Regions from separate parts of the Homo sapiens genome. Here region 1 is linked to region 2. Evidence: chromatin contacts called from ENCODE Hi-C or POLR2A ChIA-PET data. All regions are on one chromosome and are shown on one strand. The core of a region is the stretch at or near the end of the contact, and the rest is flanking DNA. Distances in the headings are between cores, read along the strand shown. Region 1 holds the start of REEP5 (receptor accessory protein 5). Region 2 holds the start of PJA2 (praja ring finger ubiquitin ligase 2).

Region 1 (3,948 bases), core at 79-2,578, 3.5 Mb before region 2:
TAGGAAGTTGCTGGAGGGTTGAGAACAAAAACATAGCACAACTTGACGCACATTTTAAAACAGATTCTACTGTCTGCCACATTGAGAATTAACTGTAGGTGAAAAGACAGAAGTAGACAGCAGGTTGTTTCACTTGTTCACTGATTTGGCTGGGTGGTGGTAGGAACAGCTGAGAAAGCTGAGCTAAGAAGCTCTGAGGAAGAAAGGAGGAAGGAGAATTAGCATAAAAGGAAAAAGCTAGGCGTGGGCAAGATAACTTTTTGCAGAAGTGGAAGGCAGTAGGGTAATTAAGTAGATTTGAAAGCACAGAGGGGTTGTGTAGGACCAAGACAGAATGTTCGGGGCCAGTTGTGGGCAGGGCATTGAATGCTCTGCCAAGGAATGGGAGCTCTAGTCTGTTAGGATAATAATACGGAGCTTCGGACAAAAATTCTGCAGCAGTGTGCAGAATAGGAGTCAACAAGAGTAATTTTAGGAGTGTCTGGAAGTCATATGGGTGAGATAAGAGGAGCCTAGGTTTAGGTGGAGGAAGAGCATGGCCAACTCATTCTGAAGGAAGCAAAAATGAGCTCCTGCCCTAAGGCTTGGACCTTAGAATCTCCGTCTTCTTCAGAGTATTTTGACTGTAGGAAGTGCAGAGTATATTGGCTCCACAGAGAGAATTTGGACACTTGCCACAGTATCAGACACCAAGACAACGCAAGCCCACCATGAAAAGATTTAATGCAGTTTTTGCTTGGAAAAGGTGTACCCCAGGGAGGATGTGTTAGATTTCTTCAAGGGTCTTTACAAGGCAACGATTGTCTGTAGGTGAGAAAAACTGCCAAGTTAAGGCAAAGAGGGAGAAAGCAGGACTGCTTCCAAAGAGTTCTTTCACGATGCTCAAACATTTCAATTTTTTAGGTCAAAAATGCCTTAGGTTTAGCACAGCAATGTAGGTGCCAAACTCATCGCAGTGAATTGCAGGCGGGAGCAACAAGGACGCCTGCCTCCTTTCTGCCTGCTTTTTGCAATAGTCCGATTTGAGAAGGGGACCCACGAGAGACACAAAATGCACGCCCCCACGCCACATCCTTTTTACCCCGCAATGGGTTAAGACTGTCAACAGGCAGGCCACCTCGCAGCGTCCGCGGAGTTGCAGGCCCGCCCCCGCCAGGGTGTGGCGCTGTCCCCCTGGCGCTGGGCGGGGGAGGAGGGGCGCGCGGCGGCCGAGGAGGGGCGCGCGGCGGCCGGGCGGGGCGAGCGGAGGCGAGTGGAGGACGCGTAGACGCGCCGCGGTCCCCGCCTGCCGCTGCTCCGCCGCAGTCGCCGCTCCAGTCTATCCGGCACTAGGAACAGCCCCGAGCGGCGAGACGGTCCCCGCCATGTCTGCGGCCATGAGGGAGAGGTTCGACCGGTTCCTGCACGAGAAGAACTGCATGACTGACCTTCTGGCCAAGCTCGAGGCCAAAACCGGCGTGAACAGGAGCTTCATCGCTCTTGGTGGGTGGCCGGGGGTCGCCGCCGCTGGTAGGGCCACGGGAGCCGCCGCTGCCCCAGCTGCTGGGGAAGGAAGCAGGGAGAGGACTCGGGAAAGGTGGAGTCGGAGACAGACGGGACAAGCAGCATATTCAGGGATCAGGCTGGCCTCCCGGAAAGCGTGGGCATCGGAGGACCCCGCGGGGGCTGCCCAGGCTGAGGGTCGCGGGGCTGGAGGGCAGCTGCGGCGCCGGGCGCTGGCAGCTGGAAGGGCCAGCGCTGACGTATGTCTGCCCCGCGGCCCGGCGCCCTATTCCTGCTGTCCTGCGCGGTGGGCGCGGACGGCGGGGCCCCTGCGGGCGGGCGCGTTGACGGAGGTACCCGGTCCTACCCGACCCTCCGTGGAGCTCCGCCCGGAGAGGGCGCCTCTCGGGTGGGCGGGGGCTGCTACTGCAGCGTGTGCGGGAGTCCGGGCCTCTCGGGACGCTCCCCGCTGAGCGCAGCTTCCCAGGCTGGAGCGCTGCCCAGCAGGCCCTGCGAGAGGGCGGAAGCGGGTGCCTGGGACCGTCCCGGGCGCCGGGGGTTGCTGCGCAAAGCGCCGGGGCCCCCTGCGGGAGGTAGGAGAGGCACAATGGTGGGGCTGCCTGGTATCCCCAGACTTCAAGGCATAGCCCAGCGGACGCGCAGGCCCAGCTTTCGTGTGGTTTGTTTTTCTCGCTCCTTTAATCGAGTCGAGAGGAAAACTCCTACAACAGGCCCAGCCTCGCGGTGTGGGCGGCGGCTGTCCCGCGTGAACGGCTCTCATGCTGCCCGACCCACTTCTCTCCTTGTGGTCCCCAGGTGTCATCGGACTGGTGGCCTTGTACCTGGTGTTCGGTTATGGAGCCTCTCTCCTCTGCAACCTGATAGGATTTGGCTACCCAGCCTACATCTCGTAAGTGACACACCCTGCAGCCGTCCCCTTCCCTTCCTCCATTCCTCCCCGCAGGGCTGCTGCAGTAGACTGCACATCCGCAATTCCCGGGAGAAAAGTGAAAGCTCGGCGGGGAGGGATGAGGTTGGACATAAGGGGTGGGGATAGTATTCACCATTTTGGAACCTTAACTTAATCCCTATCTCTTGACGATTAGCCCAGAGGTATTTTCATTAGATTATCCTGGTGACCAGTGTCCCCTCTCTTTGGCACACTAACAGGAAAGCGCTACCACTCTGTCGTCCTCCCTTTACTGGTGGGAGGATCTCAGAAGGTACAGGGAGCTGAGCACTTCTGTCTAGTAATTATTTTAATGAGTATTTCACCATATATTTATGCACCTAGAGAGTAAAACCCTATCAATTAGGTCTTCCTTAATTCATAATTACGTTAATTGAGACAGTAGGGAGAATTTTCTCATTTTCTTTTATTTTGAAAAAGCCACATGTTACAGACAAACTTGGGAAATGCTTACCCTAGTGTAAAAACAAAAACCTTTAAAAATGCTCCATGATATAGCTCCTTGGTTATATAAGTGAGTCATTTATATAATTGAGCTACTTAAAAAATGAATTTTTACGATTAGGATCTGAATTTATTACCAAAGTTGTTTTTATTCTACAATGTGTTTATTTTTTTTAATTCTACGATTTTATTTTTCCATTCGTTCAAGTAGGAATTATTCCTCTCCAGAAATGAATTTTGTTTTGCTCTACAGTTCTTCCTAAGAAAGCCAGTGGTTTTTACCTTCATTCAGTTGGTCTCTGCTACTTTCTTCAACCATAGGGATAAAAATAAAGGAAGAAAAAATTTTCACCTAGGAGGCTAAGACACAGATAACACATTATTACAGCTTGTATCTGTCACTAGTTAGGCTAGAATTTAGTCTATGACTATAAGGGAAGAAACATGTTTTAGAAGTTAGTTCTGATTTGAGCAATTAAATTGCAGTTACCTAGTAGTTGTTACTGTGTTAGTCCGGTACAGACACTTAGTCATACTCCAGAAAGTCTAGCTACATATAGCCCTGAGGCCTACCCCGGGCTCTGCTTTATGGAGGAGACTCAAGGAAAAACGGGATTGTGTGCACAGAATAAAGCATACAGACCCCCGTGAGCAAATATTCAGGCGGTCGGTGTTACATTAGTCTAATCAAGTCTGTTCATTGCATAACCAATATGATTGTATAATTGTCCAAAAGAAAGAAAAAGTATTTGAAAATGGTGGTCTTTAGTAGCATCAAAATCCATGTTGCTTAAAGTGTGACCTGTGAACACTGTCTTAGTCTGCTTGGGCTGCTATAACAAAATACCTTAGACTGGATAATTTATAAACAATAGAAATTTATTGCTCACAGTTCTGGAGGCTGGGAAATCCAGGACCAAGGCACCAGCAGATTTGGTGTCCGGTGAGGGCTTGCTCCCTGCTTCAAAGATGGCATCTTCTCACTGCTTCCTCACATGGTAGAAGGGTCAACTGGCTCCCTCAAGCCTCTTTTATAAGGACACGAATCCCAT
Region 2 (4,339 bases), core at 1,324-3,823:
TCTCCTGCTTCAGCCTCCCGAGTAGATGGGACTACAGGCATGTGCCACCACGCCCAGCTAATTTTTGTATTTTTGGGTACAGACAGGATTTCACTATGTTGGCCAGGCTGGTCTTGAACTCCTCAAGTGATCTGCCCACCTCAGCCTCCCAAAGTGCTGGGATTACAGGCATGGGCCACCACGCCTTGCCAGAATTTGCATTTTTAAAAAGTTCCTAAGTAATGCTGATGCTGTTGGTGTAGGGATTATAATATACTTTAGGAACCACTGCAGTATATCATGTAGTACCTTCAATCCATTGCCTTAGATAGTGCTTCCCAACCCTGGAATCAACAATAATACATATAAGCGAATAATACATACTATTATCTCTATATAGTAATACAATACATAAGCTAATATGTATTTAGTACTTCATTGTAGGTATGATATGCTTTACATTGATTAGGTTATTTAATCTATACAACTCATGAATTGGTATTATTACTTTCCCATATTTATAATAAACTGGAAATCGAGGTCAGAGAACAAAGTAGATTGCCCAGAGGCACACGGCTACAAATGCAGGAGCCAGTATGTGAATATGTCTGCTTGATTCTAGAGTACAGGCTTTTTCAGCCTCCATACCAGTGTTTCTCATAGTAACATAGATCACTTATGATGCCTTGGTTAACTGTAGTTGGGACACGCATGCAGGATTAAAAACAATGACTCATATAGTGAGAAAGTGATTGCTATTCCGGCTCTATTTTTTCTATCCTTTGATGACATCATGATAAAAATACCATTTGAGTGCTGTATCTTTAATGTGTGTCTAATGCTTGGTAGCTTGCCCTTTTAACAAAGACAGTTGTCTTTAGACTTAGAGCCTTTAGTGGACAACAGTTTCTAGCCACAATTTAAAAACATTGTTTTGCATTCATTTTTCTTACAGTTACTTTCAACTTATAATAGGTGATGCTAGTTTTCCATTTATAGTACTTTTATAAAGTCTCCTTCTTAAAGAAATTAAAGAAAATATACATTTATTTAAAGAAAAAAGGACAGTGAGTAGTATACACAGATACAGTATGAAAAAGGTTGAAATTTGGGAATCCCTGCCTTCTAGAACAGGTTAATGTATCCAGTTGGGCCAATCTGGAACACCCTAAAGGGAAACTAGGGAAATGTAATTAAAATATGAATTTTGTTTTTTTTCAAAGAGGTACTTGGATGGTTAAAGTCAGAACTCCTATAGCAACACGTGTGAAGGCAGAGTAATATCAAGCAAGGAATGGTTTTTTGGTAAGAAACGTACTACAGGAGTGGGCTGGGATTCAGATTGGATTTCACAAAATGTCTGGCAAATTCTCATAAACCTAAATTTCTACAGTAAATTTTGGGTAATTTATTTCCATCAACAGCAAAAAAAAATTAGTCTCAGTTCACTGGCAAGAGAGTTCGCTGTTGTTAAGGGGACAGCACAAGAAGTGGGGCTCTTAATTCGCGGGGGAGGGGTGGCGATGAATATATCCTGGGCATCAGGCGACGGGTCGGGGGTGGGGAATAAGAGAAGACAGAGGGACTGTAATCAGATAAGCGGACACGTTTCAAGATGAATAAAGGGAATATGTGCGGAACGAAGAAACAGTTTTGTATCACTGACATAATTAACTAAACTGTTACCCAGGTTTAAATTAAGCAAGGTGTCCGGGGACTGCAGCTGTTGTATTTATTTTGGTTGCATGTGATGGGAGCTGTTACTTCCCGGCTTGACAAACAGCCTCAAGATGCAAGCTGGGAGGCTGTGGTCAGCCCAAGGCTATACAGAGGAAAGGCAGGCCTCCTCTGAACCCCGCCCCAGCAGAATAAGAAGCGAGGGGCAAGGGTCAGCGCGGAGAGGGAGGGTGGAAAGCGCCATATAGTGCCCAGGGTCAGGGTGGGTAAACAAGCCTTTCTTCGTGTCATTTTTTTTTTTTGTCTCACCGATATCTGCATTGTAACTGAACTTTATGCCAGGAGACCTTAACCTTGTTAATCAGGTTTCCAGTCGAATCAGGATCGATTTTAATGCCTCCATTTTGGTTGTTGCTGTTGGAATTTCCGAAAAAGCCTAACTGCGCCAGTCTTTCTGTTAGTTCTCCACACCCCCTTCCCTTTCCGAGACCCCGCCCTTTTCTCTCAGCCCAAACCACAAAAGGCCGCGCAGTTTTAGCTCCTACACGGTGCTCCGCCCCCTCCCCAAACGTCGCAGTACTGCAGGGAAAGGAGGTGGGCTCGGCTGGGGCGGGGGACTGAGTCGGCTTCGTCTTTCCGCTCTTCAGCCAATTGGTGAACTCCCCCTGAGGGAGATGGGGGAGCAGGCTGTAGAGAAGGTCCAAGTATTTTTCCCTTTTTCTGCCACGTCCCAACCATTGACGTGAGCCCACTCCTCAGGTTCTGATTGGGCGTATGCATTGTCCCCCAGCAGAGACCCTGTAAGCTGACTGGTCATCTCTGCTATGGGGGAGGGGCTTGCGTACTCTCCTCCTTCGCCTCCACCGCGGCGCAAGGGGCGGGACTCACCGCCACCGCCTCTGCTTCCGCCGCCGCCACCGCCGCCGCCGCCGCCACAGCCGCCAGCCGCTTCGCGTTCGGCGGGGGAGGAGTTGGAGGCGGAGAAGAAGGCGGTGGTGGCGGGTGGAGGTTCGAGCGCTGTTCTCGCTCCGGAGCCGCTGCACATTTCGGTGAGGGTTTTTTTTTTTTTTTTTCAGTCTGGCTTGTTCCGCTGTCGGGAGTGTGGGGGTCGGGGCGAGGAAATTGCTGCGTTCAGCTCCTCAGTTTCTCTGTCTCTAGCTTCGGAAGGAGCGGGGCTTGTCCCTGGCCTGCTGCGCCGGCCATGGTGGGTGGGGTTGATGGCTGTGGGAGGCCTTCTTCGCCTCCTGGGCCCTGTCCAGCCCGGACCCGGGCCGCGCTCCTATCCGGGACGGTCGCGCCCGCCGCCCCCCGACAGATGACATTGGTTGGTATCGGGGTCTTCGCTGCCGCTCTTTACTGCTGCCTCTTCTGCTGTCCTTGGTGACTTGGCCAAGGAGCCCGCTGGCTTTCCCCTACACTCGCCACTGTACAAGAGTTTGCCCCCCAACCAACACCTCACACCCACCTTCTGCGGTTTCCCGTCACCCCGCGTAGAGCGGAACCATCTTACGCCACAGGCCTGCAGCACCCCTCCCCCGAGGAGCCTTCTGTTGCCGTCGTTTTGCTGGGCGTCTGCATTTTCCCCGATTGTCAGTGAGGCTCGGCACGCAGACACCCCGCTCGAGCCGCAGCAGTCGCTCTACTCCCGGGATCAGCACCTTTCCGCCAGGGCTGCTCTCAGTTAGCGATGTCAGGCCAGAGCTCCTCTTGCAGATGCACCTTTAATTTGGCCTCCCTCAGATGACTGGTAATCATTTTGCGCACATTCAAAATGGTGAGGTTAAAGACGCTCAGACCAAGTTGAAGCAAAGGGGAGGTGGTAAATAGTCGTTTTGCAGGGAGGAGAGTAATCTGAGAGTTCCTTCTCCGGACATTAAAAAAAAAAAAATTTACATCCGCATAGGCGCTTCTTTTGAGTCTGCTGGTTCTGTGAAGTTTAAAATTTTCATTGCAGGCTTAATGTATTCTGTTTTATCATGAAATATTTGGTCACATTTCTTTAAAATGGCAGTCACCTTTGCTGAAGGCTACGGATCATTTGAAGTGTATGTGAATAAACCTGAGGATAACAGTAATAAACGTTTAAACTGTATTTTTCAGTGTTGTAATTGTCTTTTGGGGTTCATGTCATTTTTATATGAGATGACCACTTAATTTTAAAAATTCATTGCAGACATGCAAGTTTGATGTACACTTCAACAATATAAATAACGGACTGTTAGGTAAAATTTAAATATTTCTTTTCATCCCCCAGTCCCACTCCAGTGTAAAGTTGACAGTTTAGTGTTCATTTTTCAAAATCTTGCAAATGCACTTCTAGACACATACAAGTACACGTAAAGTTTTTTTTTTTGAGGGAGGCTATACCATATACCAAACATGTTTGCATACCGCTTGCTTATTGACTTAATTACATATGTTGGACATTTTTACTTTTTACATATAGGTCTCCCTAATACTTTTTAAAAGGCTAACTGGTATCTCGTGAGTTTGAATGGGCTATAATTTATTCTATTCCCTTTTTGAAAGACATTTAATTGCAGTTTCTTTTTGCTATTACAAATGATGATTTATAATGAAAATAACTTTCTAATTTATTGATCGATGTTTAATTACAAATTTTAATTCATCCTTGATTTTAAAAAATTAAACAGTATGGAAGAATGTAAGGTAAAAATTACCG

What was found. Hi-C counts contacts between places; a loop is a spot of excess contacts on that map. ChIA-PET counts read pairs that join two places held with the same protein, here RNA polymerase II (POLR2A). Pooled maps may share reads with other maps.
Region 1: a loop to region 2 is called in a map of CD4-positive, alpha-beta T cell, with 6 times the contacts of the local background. The contact joins the promoter of REEP5 here to the promoter of PJA2 in region 2. A Hi-C loop is called at or near these places in 1 of 168 maps with a recorded cell type or tissue (CD4-positive, alpha-beta T cell), 1 of 37 single-sample maps with no recorded cell type and 11 of 50 pooled maps. POLR2A ChIA-PET finds 5 or more read pairs at or near these places in 1 of 52 experiments (A673).

Annotation. Positions count from the first base shown.
Region 1 is chr5:112,919,607-112,923,554 of GRCh38, reverse strand. It overlaps REEP5 (receptor accessory protein 5), which reads left to right and starts at 1,328. Exons shown (of 5, transcript NM_005669.5): 1 at 1,328-1,482; 2 at 2,299-2,392. The coding sequence starts at 1,365. It overlaps LOC105379123 (a long non-coding RNA gene), which reads right to left and starts at 1,168. Exons shown (of 3, transcript XR_948675.3): 1 at 1-1,168. RefSeq lists silencers at 1,058-1,327, 1,688-2,137.
Region 2 is chr5:109,408,208-109,412,546 of GRCh38, reverse strand. It overlaps PJA2 (praja ring finger ubiquitin ligase 2), which reads left to right and starts at 2,573. Exons shown (of 10, transcript NM_014819.5): 1 at 2,573-2,705. RefSeq lists enhancers at 1,939-2,118, 3,229-3,348, 3,389-3,488 and a silencer at 2,629-2,708.